2 separate regions of the Mus musculus genome follow, and region 2 is linked to region 1. The links are chromatin loops, found by intact Hi-C in ENCODE. Cell type or tissue: heart. All regions are shown on one strand.

Region 1 (8,000 bases):
CATTCATACATGCACACACATGTGATGCACATTCATACATGCAGGCAAAACTCATACATACAAAATTAAATTTAAAATTTTTCAAAAAGAAACTTGTCCATCTATATCATTATATAAAGTTAGGGTATAAGTTACTTTTGTTTAAAATCTGCTTTGTTGATTTAATGGATTCTTTCTTGTTCCTGTTGTTAGGTTGTTTGCATACTTGTTCATTTCTCTTTTAGGTTTTTTGAGACAAGGTGTCACTATATAGCCCAGATTGATCCTAGGCTTAAGATTGTCCTGTTTCTGCTCCTGTGTTAAGATTACAGGCATGAATACTCACAACTTATGTGGTTTTTAAAGATAATTTAATACTTGCACCAGTGTACAAGTTAGATAAGAGCTATAAGATTCTATTGATAAAATGGGAGATTGCTAAAATTCTAGCTCTGCTATGGTGGGTAGGTAAAGCATATTTTGATACATAATGTCTTTATGACAAGTTTTCTGTCCTATGTTTCCAGTGCTCTCAGATGTCAGAGGCGGCCAGCAGAGAGCTCCATGCACAAGCACAAGAACGACTTCAGCACTATTTTATGGGAAGAGCCATAGAAGAGCGAGCCCAGCAACACAGAGAAGCTTTGATGGCTCAGATCAGCACCAATATTGAACAGCTGATGAGTATGCTCTACCTCCATCCTTGTTTCATAAATGGAATACCCCTTGCAAGAGATGTGGCATCCAAACTCTTTAGAAGAAAAGTGCCACAAGTAGTCTTTATTCAGGTCCTCGGGAAGTCTTACATCATCCCAGTTTTCAACTCTATACCTTCTGTTTGTGCTTGTTATAAATTCAAATATTTCAGCTTCATCAAAATTACTAATTTCAAAGAAGTTATAATCTTCTAGACACATTTTCCCAACTTTTAAAAAATGTTTTTGTATTTTAGAATTAGATAATAACAGTAGTTACGTACAATGAACTTGTCAAAAATAACGATTAATAAATTTTTATCGAAGTTTCTCTCTTTAGGCTATCTAACACAATTTATCATTTTTCTTTTAAAGCTGGAAGTTGCCAGGGATTGGGGTTGTTGCTATCACCCACATCTGTAACTTCACTAGAAACCTACCTTCATAGTTAGCAGTGACAGCATATTCAGTTAGAACCCTGTCCTGTCCTGACTATAAACAGCTCTGCTGTTTCCAAGTTGCTGCTTGCCTGGCATACTTTCCACTAACCCATTTCCTTTCTGTTTGCTGCAGAGGCACCAAGTCTGAAGGAGGCAGAAGGAAAGGAACCCGAGCAATTCCTAAGTAGATCTAGGCCTGTGGCAGCCAAGGCCAAGCAGGCCCATCTTACCACCCTGAAGCACATACAAGCACCCTGGTGGAAGAAGCTTGGAGAAGAACCAGGGGATGAGGTTGATGTTCCAAAGGATGAGCTTAGTATAGATTTAGGAATGTTATTTATCGGTGGAACCAAACCTCCCTAGAGAGTACTGTGAAAGCTGGCAATCTTACCTTTTAAGAGATTGTTAGTTTTGCCTCTGGCATGCAGGAAGACTAGGGCTATGCCAGTGGCTTTCCAGAGCATCATCTTCATGCAACACTTGGAAGCAAAAAGCAAAGCATTGCCTACCTCACTCTCAATTCTTTCCCCTGTCTCTATGCCCTGTCTGTGAGCTTTAATTGTGGGAGAGAACTCAATGTGAAATTTTATTGTTAATATATCTGTTTTCTAACTAAAAGTTGTTTTGGTTTTGTTTTAAAATAAATAGTGTTTCTAAAAAAGTTGTCATGTTATTTCAATGTTTTACATTTGCTATTCAGAATTTCTTATTAATAGTCATATATATATAATATAAAAATAATATTTATTTATTTTTGAGATGGGTTCTCTGTCCTAGAACTCTGGCTCTGTAGGCCTTTGGCCTTGAATTCCTGGAGATCCGCCTGCCTCTGCCTCCCAGGTGCTGGGATTGAAAGCATGTGCCACCACTGCCTTTATGGTTTTGACCTTGACAAAGTTTAGAAAAATAATTGATCAATTAAATAGCATTACATTAAGAAAGACGGGAGAAGAGAAAGAAACAGTAGTTTATATTTCATATATAATAGTAAAAATAATGCTTTTGTTTTTTTAAAAAAAAGTCTCACTATATAGCTCTGGCTGGCCTGGAATTAACTAGACCTCACAGTTCTACCTGCTGCTTCCTCTTAGTGCTGTGATTACAGGCATGTACCACCATACCTGACCACTGCTTTGCTTATTTCCTTTTTAAAATGGTGAAATGGAAAGTATGTTCAATTACTGCTTGTTTGTGAGCGTGTGTGTGTGTGTCTATGTGGGGGTATTTACTCAAAATATAAGGGGTTGTTTGAGCTTGAGTTACTGGTAGCTATGAGGCACCAGATATTGGGACTGGGAACCCAGTGAGTCCTCTGTAAGAGCAAGTGCTCTTAACTACTGAGCCATCTTTCTAGCCCTCATACACTGCTTTTCAATAAAAAAAAAAAAAGCCTTTAATTGGCCATTTCTTTTTCTAACTTGTGATTTATTGGTGTATATTATACTTGTGGTATATATGATATACTTTTTCATATATATACAAATATATATGTGATAGTTACATGCAATTTACATTTGACAAATATTTGAATAAATGTTAAGTTGAAAATAAAATATGTTATCTGGAAGACAAATTAGTGAGAGGCCAAACATCTTGGAACCTGCCTCCATCTTAAAAGGAAAAACTTGGCCCCCACCCGAACACAAGTTGCACCTAAGTACCAGGAAGGACCGAATGGCTTGTCCTTAGCCAGTTACCCCCTAGCTACTTCCTAGCAACAGATAATCAAAGGTTAGTCTGATTGTTTCAGATATACTTTCAGACCTTTAGTGGTTGTATACGGTCTTGCTTCAGAGCACCTACCTGTCGGCTTACAATAGACAATTGCATGCTTGCAAGGCTGGACCCTCCCTCACTTACTTCCATTTCCTATAAACCCTGTCCCAGTGAGAGTTTTGCGCTGCCTCACCAAACCGTCCTGTGGGCCGGTGGTGAGTAAGCCCAAACTCGAGTTTGTAATAAAGAGACCCTAATGTGATTACATTAGAAACGGCTCCTTGGTGGTCTTTTGGGGTTCACAAATGCTTCTTGGCACAACATTGGAAGTCTTGGGATGTCTATATTTGGTGTAGGGGAAGATGAAGGAAGGCCTTGAGAGGGAACTGGGTAACAGAAAATCAGAAGAGTGAGACCATTTCTTTTGTTACATGGTTTTATTCTTTGACAGTTCACACATGTATGCATTTTGATCATGAACACTCTTATTTTCCTCAGTCCCTCTAGAAAACTCTCCCAGCACTCCACCCCCACTTTTATGTCACTAAAAGAAAAATAAATACATTGAGTTTAATTAGGGTTGCTTTCATGTATATAGGTGAGGGATTGATTATATATCCTGGGAAATTTACCGATGGTGACATCATTAAAAAAGAATGACTCCCCTCCTCTCTTCCCTTCCTCCCTCCTCACCGCCCCCCCCCCGCCCCCGTAAATCGCTTTTCTGTCTCTTGTTGGAGCTTCTTTCTCACTGACTCCTCACAGAGCCCGAGCCCTTAAATCTGTTTGCTTATCCCAGCTGAAGAGCCAATTCCTTAGGGGAACGTTTCAACTCTTAAATACTGTCTCTTACCCTCACATCCTGAGTGATGTCCTGTGACGTCAGGTTGAAATCGGAGTTCCGTTACTAAATCGCTTTCTCCCCCATCGGAAGGACCAAGTTTCAGGCTCTACTCCGGGTTGGTTCTCACAAAATCGCAAATACTAGCAGCTGGCGCCCCTAGTCCAAAGTCTCCTCAGAAGCCGAGGCCATAGTCCTTAGTGGGAACAGCGCGAGATGAGAAATTAGGGTAAACCGGAACTTCCAACCCATACAGCAAACACCTGATCTTTGCCGAAAGCCCACCCCTTTCGGTGTTTTCAGGCCTCCTTGGATCTTCTTCCGGGTCACATCCCACCATGTGATTCCACCCGGCACGTCCTTCTTAGAATCCATTGGCTCCGTCTTTGAGGAAGTGGAAGGCTTTAGGGCATTGGTTGGTTTCTGTCAGTGTAACGCAGTTAGTTACAAACAAGGCGTGCCTGGTTCCCATAGCAACGCCCTGAGCACCGCTCCGATAGGTCGACGCCTTGATTCAGCCTTCCGTCTCACGGCGAGTGGCTGACTCCCAGGGGCGCGTCGACGGTGGCGCCGTGCTTGGGTTACCGAGCTGACGTGGCTTCGATTGGGCGGGGGGCGTCCGGAGTTGGCTGGGACGGCCGCCTGCAGGTGAGTGGGAGCCGCAGGCTCCGCGGGGAGCTCCGCAACGGCTCTGCTGCGAGCCCCGGGCCAAGGGGCTCGGGACACGGCTCAGCCGGCCGCCCCGCCCCTCACCTCCGGGCTCCGCCGCCTTCACCCGCCCGCCCTAGGTGGTCGCCCAGTGCCCGCCGCCGTACTCGGCCCGGGGACACAGACACCCAGTCAGTCTGCCGGCAGGGTCGTTCCTCCCCGGGGAGCCCCGGAGGCGGGCGAGCTGGTCAGCCCTACGTGCACGGACGGCCCTGTGTCCGAGCGGCCTGGGCAAGCCAGCCTGGGCACCGAGCCGGGGACGCTAGAGGCAACCTGCCCCAGCCCTGTGCTCGCCCCAGCCCTGAACAAACTTAGTGTTCCGCTGTCGCCGTTACCGCAGTCGAGGCCCACGAATGATCCTGCTGTTGGGTTAGGAAGATGACGGAGAGATGATCCAGAAGGAAGGGAATGTTGAAGGGAGTTCTGGAGGAAAAAAAAAAACCCTTGGTGTGGCCTTGTGGCATGGGTTTGTTGTTGCGCAGCAGGAATGAGAACAGGAGGACGAGCCTCAGGGCGATTGAAGGAAATATTTGCCTGGTTTATTTAAAGCCCCGCAGTTGGTCTGTGAGGAGAGGACAGTTTTGGGAGTGGAACAGATATTTAAAATCATGGATAAACACGTTGACTTTTAGAGATAGTTGGAAGCTCTCCATTAAAGGAATGGATTTCCAGATTTGAGCAAGATGGACTGTGCAAGAGTTTATAACAAAGTGTGGAGGCCTTTCTAGAAACATGAGTAAATAGGGTTTGGATGATCGGAATGACCGTAAAGGGTCAGATTCAGGAAATGTTCTGTTAGAAAAATGAGACGACTTGGAGTAGACACGGGAGAAAAAAAAATGAGGACAACTAAAAAATTTTAGAGGTTAAAAGTATAGCCAAATGGTAGGTCTCTTACTTCCAGAAGGCCCTGGCCTGAAGCATTGGTGTTGGTTACACGGCCTTTACTTCCTTGATCCTGGTAGGACTGTTTGATGCTTCCGTCCTCACTGTGCTTTAACATTTGTTTAACTACAGAAGTAGTTTCTGAACATTCTTAATTGCATATGCTACAGGTAAAATATCTTGAATGTATTCCTAAGTATATTGATTAAGTAAATTTTATGTTAATTTGGATAGTGTAACAATATCTCTGAAAATACACCACAGATTATAAAATATACAAAAATACTAGAGAATTAAATGAAAAATTAAAAAAAAAATCTGTCTACAACGGTCACGACGGAATTTGAAGATCACATAAAATGTGCCTCTTGGTTTCTCACGATGATGGTCAACATTTCTGAGGATTTCCACGATTTGGGGGGGGGTGGGAATGGGGTTCCCATTCTACTGGAATATAGTCCTTTCTAAAAGTAATCATCTTTAGAAGATTTTCCCTTTAACTCTCTTGTTCCCAGCACCTCAGCCCATTTGGATTAAAGAGATGTTGAGACTATGCTTATTTATAAAATATATCATTAACTTCTCTTGGTTACCTACTAGCAATAAATTATTTGTGACACATTGATGCGCATTACATACTGCCTGTTAGTAACAACCCAGACTGGACTACACTCAGAGCCTTATGCATGTGAGGCAAGCACTCTGATACCAAGCTACATCCCCAACCCTTAATGAAGACTACTTTATGAAGTAATGAAGAGAATGAGAAATCCTCTTTCTTATTTTAGGTACTTTAGGGTTGCTTTTTTTGTTGTTTTTGTTTGTGTTTGTGTTTTCAATAGTTCCAGATAGCCCTGGCTGCCCTGGAACTGGCTCTATAGACCGGGCTGGCCTCAAACAGATACCCATGCCTCTGCTTCCCAGGTGCTGGATTAGAGACAAGCGTTGCCTCTGCCTGGCTCAGTTATATGTGCTCTTGATCAATGGAAATCCAGAACCAAAGGGTATAATGCAAAGCACAATTCTGTCTACTTGCCTCTCTCCATTCCCCACTCCAGAAATTCTGGAAATCATTTGTCCCTAAGACACATTCCAAAGGCCAGTAGTACATACTCCCCCGCCCCCGCAAGTCATAATACATCCTTTTGCCACTTAATATTATACAGCAGCTCTGAGATGAACGTCTGAATCATGAAGGGCTCAATATAAAGTATTATGAGTATTCATATGCTAACAGTAGAAAGTTCTGAGTTCATTTCTCAGCAACTACCTTAGCTCACAGCCACCCGTAATGGGTTCTGATGCCCCCTTCTGGCGTGTACCTGTACATGCCTAGAGAACATTTTATGCACATAAAGTAAATAAATAAATAAAATAAAAAAGAAAGTTCATTGCCATGAAACTTCATGCACAAATTATTAAAAATACTATGTAAAATTGCTGTCAGTCTCTTTGTGTAAAATATATATGGAGTTTAAATGATTTTTTGTGTCTCAACTTAGTTCCTGTTCCCAACATGACTCTTTCATATGTGTATAAATACTCCAAAATCCAACGTGTTTCAAAATCTGAAACCAAAAATTTTGACATAGCACATTCAATCTATATTGAGCATTTTCAGTGAACATGAGAATAAAACACTACCCTACTCTTTCAGGCAGCTATACAGCCTTACCTTGTAGAAATTAAAAAAGGAAATACAGTTAGCAGTCCTCCCCTGATGGGCATTTAGGTTGTTTGTGATCATGAACAGTCAAACACTGCTGTGAGGACATCTTTGTTTCCAAGTGTGCTTATGTCTGTGTGAGCCTGTATGTGGAAAAATAAGTTACCTGAGGGTATACTAATTGTTATGAATCGTTATTTTAGCTTACATACCTAGAAAAATAAGGTCACCCACATCACTATTAATGTGGTACCCCCCCACCCCCCCCCCCACACACATCCCTGTTTTCATCCTGGATGAAGAGTGGGTTGAGGAAGTTACTCAAAAAAAAGGGGGTGGCTTTTGTGTGTCACCACCAGCCAAGAAACTTGTAGAATTGTGTCACTGGACAAATTCCCTGCATATTAGTTTACTCATCTTAAAATTAGAGCTATTGATTGTATCTACTTCTTAGTGTCCTTGGATAAAATTAAACAATGAGGATAAATAAGTTCTATGTAAAGGCCTGGAGCATTGTTTGGTAGGCAGTGGTATGTATATATGCTGTAGGTACCATTTATTTCTAAGTTAGTAAAAATCAGGTTTTTTGTATTATGAAATGTTATTTCTGCTTGTAAAGGTCTATCCTAATCTTGATACGGATTTTCTAGCTGTTGTAGCAATACTGACCTATTAACTCTTCAGGCTGGTGGTAGATCACTTTGAAAATTAAGACGTTAAAACCACAGAGAGCCAATCAAAAATGCATGAGATGAACATGAATGCCTCAGTGACTTGTGGGCATGTGATTTAGATTTCAGAGAAAGGAATGGGAGTGGGTACACAGAGGCACCCATTTGTGCTGTTTGACTCTTTTGCTTCTATTCCTGTGCAAGTTATACTATGGTCTCTGTGGCTAGGGATGTGCCATCTATTTCTTGTATAATTCCTAGTGAAACACTACCTACCAGATACATATCTTTAAATTAGTAATTGTCAATAAACAGTGAAGGCTTTGAGAAAAACTTCTTTAAAATTTTTTTTGCTCGCATTTTATTGTAAATTTTATTTTAATTTGTATGGATGTTTTG
Region 2 (8,000 bases), 60 kb after region 1:
CTCCCACTTTCCTTCTGGTGGAGATCGGAAGGAGAGCCAGGTGACAAACTGAGGATAGGCCACCAAGACCCAGTTCAGATCAAGGCATTTCCTCTCTGCTGAAGAAGAGAGTGGCCCCCAGACAGAGGTCGTATTCAGCTGATAGAGTCCCTGTGGGGACGAGACACTCACAGTGAAGACGTGTGGTTTGGGGCTGATGAGTGATGAGCTGTGGCCTTGCCCTGTTGTCCTCGGAGGCCACTAAGCGATGGCAGTGTCTCGTTAAGGGAAAATTTCCAAAATGAAGTAATAAGCAAATCAACAGAAAGTAAAACAGGAAGCTGCCAAGGCCTCTAAGAGCCCTAAAGAATTTCTTGAGTGCTTTTGCCTAGTATAAGTTTAAAAAAAGGAAAAGAAAAAAAAAACCAAAAAACCAAAGGTGCCAGTTGTGATAGTGCCTGCCTGTAGTGCCAGCCCTGGCAGGCAGAGCCAGAACTGTAAATTCAAGGCTAGTCCAGGCTGTATACATCCCTTCCTCAACAAAAGGAGCAAGGGCAGAGAAGAGAGGAGAAAGGAGTGAGCTGGACCGAGTGTGGCATAGAGAGGGAATGAGGAACAGGAGTCAAAGACAAACAGGTACTGGATTCTGCTTCCTGCCTGCTGGACAAGACTCTAACCAGCCTTTGAGCAGGAAGCACTCAGGCCAGCATCCTAAATTGGCAGTCCCTTTACTACTGTGAGGGCCAGGACCCTGGGAAGAGCCTTTGCTGCCAGTCCCCTAGGCCACCTCTCTGGAATGACGGGAAGAATCGCATGCAGGGGACCCATGTTGTCTGTTTTTCCTCAACACAGGTTGGAGCATAGTGAATGGGAATCGGCCCGGACTCCTATCATGGGTGCCTGTGGCTCTCAGGAGCAGGCGCTGCTGATAGATCTCCCAGGCCATAGCTGTCGAAGGGTAAGAGGAGGACACGGGATGGGCTCGGGAATGGGCTTCCGGTGTGGAGGTGGGTAATGGGGTAGGTTTCCAGCCGTTGTGGAGACTTGTCTCCCAGGATTGCTGGTGAAGGGGAAGAGCTCTGATTTTCCTGTGTTTTATTTGTTTGTGCGTTTCAGACCCGGAGTGGTGCCGGATGGAAGCGGGTCCTGCGTTCACTCTGCCATTCTCGAACCCGAGTGCCACTGCTCGCAGCCATCTACTTCCTAATGATTCACGTTTTACTGGTTCTGTGTTTCACGGGTCACCTATAAACTTGTTACTTGACTGCAACTCTGGAACTTGTAATTCCTTCATCTCTAGTGTCAGGATTGTCGATTCCACAGCAGCCTTCTCACTTTAGCCCCTCCACCTCTTCTTGGAAAGTGCCTGTGAAAACAGAGGTGGCTGTGAGGACAGGCAGAGCCTTAAAGCCTGCCACATCCGCTCTCCTTAAACACTTGTGCTTGGTCTGAGCAGCTTCCCAGATGTGCTGTGCTCACTGCTCTTCAGATGTTGCAGATCCACATCCTGTGTGGTCTTGTAGGATGCTGAGGGAGGCCTCCCAGCCAGGCCAACAAGATGGTTCCAATAAACACAGTAATTTGGAATCCAGTATCACTTTTCTTGGTAACCGGCTTTGTCTTGTGGCCTGTATTTTCTCCTGCCTCAGGATGAATACAAAGTTGTGGGCGTGTGAGCAGTCTTTGGAGACTCAGGTGGGAGCTGGAAGGCTCCCAGACTTCAGTTGTTGGATCTCGGGGAGGAAGGCATTTTCTTCCTGCCTGTTGCATTGCCAGCGGAGGGACGGTTTGTTGCTGTGGATCGTCAGGACTGGACCCCATTGCTTATGCCTTCAGTCACATGTAGACTAAGATAGTAAGTGGCCAGTGCCTTTCCTTGCATCAAAAGGCAGGAAGAACTGACAATGGACAGACAGCAAGGTTCGAATTCTATATTTCTGGATGTGCCTCCATAGGGGTCCTAAGACTATCCAGAGGCCAGTGGGGCCATGCCAAGGTGAACTGGAGTCAGGGCTGAATACCACATCACAACTAGTCTCAAGAACTACTGAGCTGCTGCACCAGTGTGCTGGTCCTTGGTTATTCTGTCTCCAACGCCATTGTCACCCACCACTGGGCACAGGGCTGAGGCGGTGGAAAGAAAAGGCAAAGCACCTGGATCCAGACCTGAGAGCAGTGGCCAGGAATGGATGGATCCCACCGTGTCGATCCTCCCCTTTACGGACATGATGTGCTCCCTTCCTGTTCTCACCCCCTAAAGAAGAGTGAACTGCTGGACTCACTCATCAGCCCTTTGTTCTGTGGTGATGAAAATTTTAGTCACAACATCCCAAAACCTTAACTACTGTAAAATAATAAAATTATTTTCAGAATAAGGAATTGTGTGAGACTATCTGTTGGCACAGAAGTTACATGCCTGTGTTTGCACACTATGGGAGGGATGGAGGAGTGGCAACTGGAGGAGAAAGTTCTGAGACTCCTTCATCTCACTGGCCAGCACCACATGGCTGTGAACATCCTTCTAGCCTCAGCTGCTGGAGCCAAAGGAGATGAGGTTCAGATTAGAAAATCCATCCTGAGATTGGGTTAAAGGAGCAGAACCATAGGATGTAAATTTGTGAAGCCTTGTGGATAGTTCTGAGAAAACTCTGAAAGTATTGGACCACCAAGTATGGTGGCACTTGCCTGTAATTCCAGCACTGAGGAGGCTGAGGCAGGAGGACCATAAGTCCAAGGCCAGTCTTGTCTACATAGTAAGTTAAGGCTAGCCTGTGCTACATAGCAAGAGTGTCTAAAACAACAAGCTCTCCTTGAACACAGTGCAGAAGGAGACTTTTCATAGCTCATGCGGGTTGGGTAGACATCATGCTCTTATACAAAGTTGCCACTTGGGAAAAGCTGACCCAGTATCACAGGGTAGAAGAGGATTAATGGGAACCTGTTCTCTTTGGCTTCAACGCTCACTGTATGTCAGCACTGTTCTGCTCAGGGATGAACATGGGGTGTTTGTGAGGGGGAAGTGGGTTTCCTTGGTGTCATCGCTGAAGTTCTATGGTTCTGTGCATTGCTGTGTGGTGAGGTACAATGTCTAGCCCTAATTTAAGGCTACCCCTTTCTACATATTCCTCAACTATAAATAGCCTTATTAGAACAAATAAAGTGCTCCAAGTCTAGAATCAATCCCCTGGGAAGTGACTTTAGATGCTTTCTGTTGGTACAGAATGTTCCCTTCTGTCTAGTTTCACCAACCTGGGACCCTTGTGGGTTCATTCTCTGTAAGCCAGGCAAGTCAGAGTCCACAGATGACTGGGATAAGGAGAGCCAGGCTCAGATGCAAAAGCAAGTTCTTAGTAGGATTATTTTTCAACCAGAGATCCTTGGAACTTTATTTTCATTATCTTTATTGCCTGTCAGTGCTCCAGGCTGCCAGAGGAGCCATGCTTGGGACGGGGGTGGGTGAGGAATGGAGGGTGGAAGCAGGGAGGTGGTTATTTGAAAGGCAGCCAGTAAAAGCATAGCAAAGTTCTCAGTGGCCTTCACATCAGAAAGGGTCTATTTCATTGGCTCAACAAGTCACCTGAGCATGTCTTGACTTGAAGCTAGAAGGGGAGGGCTGCAGATGTTGACAGTGTAGAGTATGTCAGAGTTCAATTCACCAGCTTAGAGAAGGCCAGTAGTCAGAACTCTGTAAGTGAGCTCAGACTCCACACAGCCTCCCATCAAGCTAGGGAGTTTTCTCCCTCCACGTTCTGCCTTCTCCCTTCCTCGTGAGTTATGTGTGAGTCTCAGGTACTGCAGAAAGCAAGGAGGAGAAATTGTTTTTAAGACTTCCCTTCAAAATTAACATACAGATCATTTTTCCACTAAGCCTTTTTTTTTTTTTTTTGATTGCTGCAGACTACACACACACACATTTTTCCTTCCTCAGACCAGGCTTCTACAACAATGTTGTAGCCCAGGGTACCCCTAAGTGCTGGGATCACAGAAGTTCACTACCACACCTGCCTTGTTCTGAATTCTTTTACTTAGATGCAACTGTCCTTCGTAGGACACAGAGCAGTCCTGCAGCATTCTTATTGTGTCTTAACTGATAAGGGATGTGTCTCCACGGTCATTTTTATAACTTTCCCGTGACCTGAAAAACTTTGCAAAATACTAGACACAGAAACACTTAACCCTTCTAAGTACTCAAAGTATAAGGAACTGACTCAAACTTCAGGAAGTAGCTGTGAGGACAGTGTGGCAGGAAATGACAGAAAACCTGAAAACGGAACTGGAGCAGCTGCTCTGTTACTTACCCTGAAGTGGCAGCCGCTGGAGGGGGCGCCTGGTGTAGATGTGAAAAGCCGTAACCAGGAACCAGTAAAGGTGGGTGCTCTGAGCTGGGGGTTTTGTGAGGGGTTGGGAGCACAGGGAAGTATGGAAAAGAAGTCTACATAGCACTTAGTCCTTGTTAAGGGAGGTCTTTACTAATAGATGCTGAACTCTTGATGGCCCTAAGGACTGTGTGCAGTGGTTGACAATGAACATCTGAGGATGGGAACAAGGAAATGGCCTGCACTCGGGGAGCATGATTGAGCACATATCTAGGACCCTGGGCCCTAGTATGCCCTTGATGATCTACACAGCCCATTCTAAAGGGTGGCTGCCCCAGTGTGCTAACCTGAAGGCGACCCACGGAAGATGAGGACAAAGTGTGCCTTTGTATGGCCTCACAGGGACACAAATGCCCATGGGAAATGTAAGGGGACAGGATTTAACCACCAATGAACACTGGTGCTGAGCCAAGTGCTTTTAGGAGTCAAATGCAAACATGACTTCAGCTGGTGTAACTTTGTATGTCTGTGGGGATCCCAGAGTGTTACAGAGGGAGCTTTGGATCTACTGTGTTAACCCCTTAATTATTTAACATTGGGAAACAATATCACAACAATCAGTGACTTGCCCAAGGAAGTTAATATTGATGGATGGCTTAGTCTAGTCTCTGACTAAGTAGTATAGACTCTGTGTCATGTGACAGACAGGGGTCTCACAGGGGCTGTCATATTACTGCAGTGTCCATGGATCTCTCACCTATGGATGCCATAAGTCAGTCCTGTCATCAGGTATTGGATATGCCCAGCATTCATTGCCTGTCTCCAGCCTCCTACTTTAAGTTAGCAGCTTTCCTGATTAGTAATCGACAGTACAAGAATAGTAAGTTATTTTGCTCTTAAACATGAGCATGAGGGGCTGATGGGAGAGATGAACTGAGACCTGGAGAATCAGGCAAGATGAGACCATCGGACCTCACTGCTTCCTCATTGCTCATAAATGTATTTGACTTCTCCTTTCCAGTTTCCTTCTGTGGTAGAGTAGCCTGAGAGCCAGGACATGTCAAAGTGAGGCCTTAAGCTGTGGGTCATAGGTTCTCTTTATGTGTCTTACCCCCTGTTAGTAGCTAATACCAACTGGGGGAGGCACAGATGTTCTTAATAGCTCACAGTGACTCTGGCCACGGTAACTCACCACTCCTTCCCACATCTTTATTTAACCTATCTTCCTCAGATGTCTTCGGGGCTAATCTTCTAGAGGTTATTATAAAATGTGGGCAATGATGGAGGCTTCCAGATGGGGATAGAAAGTGGAGACTTGGGGCCTAGATAAGCAGAGCCTTGGGGATGAGTGGGTAAAGGTGTCTCCTTTGGGAGAGCAATGAGTACCAGGAAGCTCTTCGGTGGTGGTGGCACCCGACAAAGAAGGATAGGCAGAGTCTTTGAGCCAGGAAGTCCCAAAAAGCTACCAGACCAGATGGGTGTTGTCCCTTGTTACCTCTCCTCAAAAACCCACAGTGTGACCGGACAGTTCTTCCTCACACCCTTCTGGCAAGGCTCAATAAAACACAAGTGTCCAGTGGGACAATGATTGACACCCAATCAAACTAGCATTCTCCCAAGACTTTTGTAATGTTTACTTAGTTGTTAATTCTCACATAGTGTTTCAAAAAGAGGGAGTGCTACATTTTACATGTAAATGCTTATGTCTTTAGATATAGTTGAACATTTACATAATAAAAATAAAGCCATGGTATTTTCTTCTTTCAGCTAGTGTGAGTAGTTCAACTAGTCTGTCCCACTGGTGACCTACAGCTGTGCTGTGAGTGACCAGTCAGTCCTACAGTAAATGTGGGGCAGTCTTCCACAGACAGGGAGCATTTTCAATGTAGCTAGGCAGATTATAGACAGGAGGGACACTGGACTCATTTATGTCCTGACAGCTAAAAAAGGAAGCCCTGGAGAAATCTGAGTGAGGTGCCACAGCAGTCCTGTGGTAGGTGTTGTATGACCACGGGTCACCCCTACAAGCTGTGGACATAATGAACAATCCCAACACTTTGACAGAGGTTGTCTTGTGTTACCTACACCTATACTAAATTTTTTCCATATATGGGTGGGCTACTGATTTATCTTAAGATAAATGAGATGAGAAAGAGCAGAAGGAAACATTCCATTGCTCACGTAGTCAACTTTAGCATCCTTACCAACCTTCCTCTCAATTCTCTTTTTCACTCCTAATTATTTCCATCATTTGGTACCCTCAGATGTGGAAGTCTGTAGTGGGGCATGATGTATCGGTTTCCGTGGAGACCCAGGGTGATGACTGGGATACAGACCCTGACTTTGTGGTGAGTATGGAAGTAGCTTTGCTTGGACAGTGAAGTGGTCAGGAGCACCTCAGCCACTCTGAGTTTTGGCTGGGCTTAGAGAGATCTATCTGAGATTAAGACAGTCTTTGTGGTGGGTTGGATTGGCAAAACGAATAGATTTTATTAGTAGGAATGTGTGTTAGCTGATGTTGAGCATAGAAGGGGATAGGTGTGGGTCGTTTGATAGTGCCATTGGAGGACTGTGTGTGTGTGTCAAAAGAAGAAAGGATGGGTGATTCAGAGTAAGCAAGGACATGTCTAGGATCACTGGTTTAATTTTAATTTTCATGTGGCTTTGAGATAAATGCAGCCATGAGTGAAAGTAAAGACAAGAAGCTTCTAATACAGAGGGCATAAGGCGGAGCATGTGCATGTCAATTGGGAGGCTCCCTGCAACAGAGCACATTTCTCGCTGACACTGTTGCCTGTTGTCTCTTGTAGAATGACATCTCCGAGAAGGAGCAACGGTGGGGAGCCAAGACCATTGAGGGCTCTGGACGCACAGAGCACATCAAGTAGGTGCCAAAGACCCTGATGGAAACCCTGCAGGCTGGGGCTCAGGGGTGCAGAAAGGAAACAGCCATGGCTGCGAATCTTTGCATTTATTTATTTTTTTCTAGAATCTCTGTGTACCTAGTATTCCTATGGCTCCATGTGTTTTCACTTTATCTCTCTCATCACCCACATATTATTATGTATCTTTTATATATAACAGCTCTGTCACTTTGGGGGGGCAGGGCAGTATCAACTATCTCCCTTTAATAAGACATTAGGTAGCAGAGAATTGGGCATAAATGCTGAAGTTCTATAAGGCTATCTGTCATATATCTAGCTATCACCCATCTCTACCCTATAAATTATGTATCAAATGCCATTTCATCTAAACTTTTACAGAAGTGTAGAACATGTGTAGGGTGACTGCCAATGGGCTAAGAAGACATCAATTCTGGGTGTGGTCATACACACCTTTAATTCCAGCACTCAGGAGGCTGAAGCAAGCAAGTCTCTGTGACTTCAAAGCAGTCTGGTCTACATCGTAAATTCCAGGCCAGCCAGGAGACTGTCTCAAAAAAGGAAGGCATCAGTAAAATGTCCAGGAAAGGAACTCCTGCATAAATGGTGTGTTGAGGACAATATCAGCTCTCATACTGGTACAGAGACTTGAGACACAGTTTTGCATTTGACTACTATTTGATAGAAATTGGGAACCATTAATATTAATGTAAATAAATATGACATTTGGAGAAGCTGATGACTAAAACCATTTTAGAAATGATGTTTAATCTTCAAGAGAACTTTCTCTTTTTTTTTCTGAAATTATTATGTCAGTGTAGCC

What was found. A loop is a pair of places that touch in the nucleus more often than their neighbours do. Peaks named below come from ENCODE experiments on the same cell type or tissue, not always from the same donor. Only the 100,000 strongest peaks of a DNase experiment are listed, where the experiment ranks them.
Region 2: a loop joins it to region 1, with 4 times the contacts of the local background. A loop is called at or near these places in 10 of 42 quality-filtered maps.

The regions. Positions count from the first base shown.
Region 1 is chr16:36,870,945-36,878,944 of GRCm38, forward strand. Iqcb1 (IQ calmodulin-binding motif containing 1) reads left to right here. Exons shown (of 15, transcript NM_177128.4): 14 at 507-663; 15 at 1,248-1,775. The coding sequence ends at 1,477. It also overlaps a transcript of Eaf2 not described here and a transcript of Golgb1 not described here. Among named protein-coding and RNA genes, the nearest start is that of Golgb1, 10 kb to the right of the region's middle. In heart, CTCF peaks have their summits at 4,357 and 6,593 (motif pointing left); a DNase peak (open chromatin) is centred at 4,147; H3K4me3 peaks cover 2,610 bases; H3K27ac peaks cover 1,845 bases.
Region 2 is chr16:36,930,728-36,938,727 of GRCm38, forward strand. It overlaps Golgb1 (golgi autoantigen, golgin subfamily b, macrogolgin 1), which reads left to right. Exons shown (of 22, transcript NM_030035.1): 21 at 832-937; 22 at 1,096-2,358. The coding sequence ends at 1,230. Hcls1 (hematopoietic cell specific Lyn substrate 1) reads left to right here and starts at 4,256. Exons shown (of 14, transcript NM_008225.2): 1 at 4,256-4,347; 2 at 6,560-6,643; 3 at 7,106-7,179. The coding sequence starts at 6,560. In heart, a CTCF peak has its summit at 4,303; DNase peaks (open chromatin) are centred at 3,564, 4,314, 4,634 and 5,274; H3K27ac peaks cover 608 bases.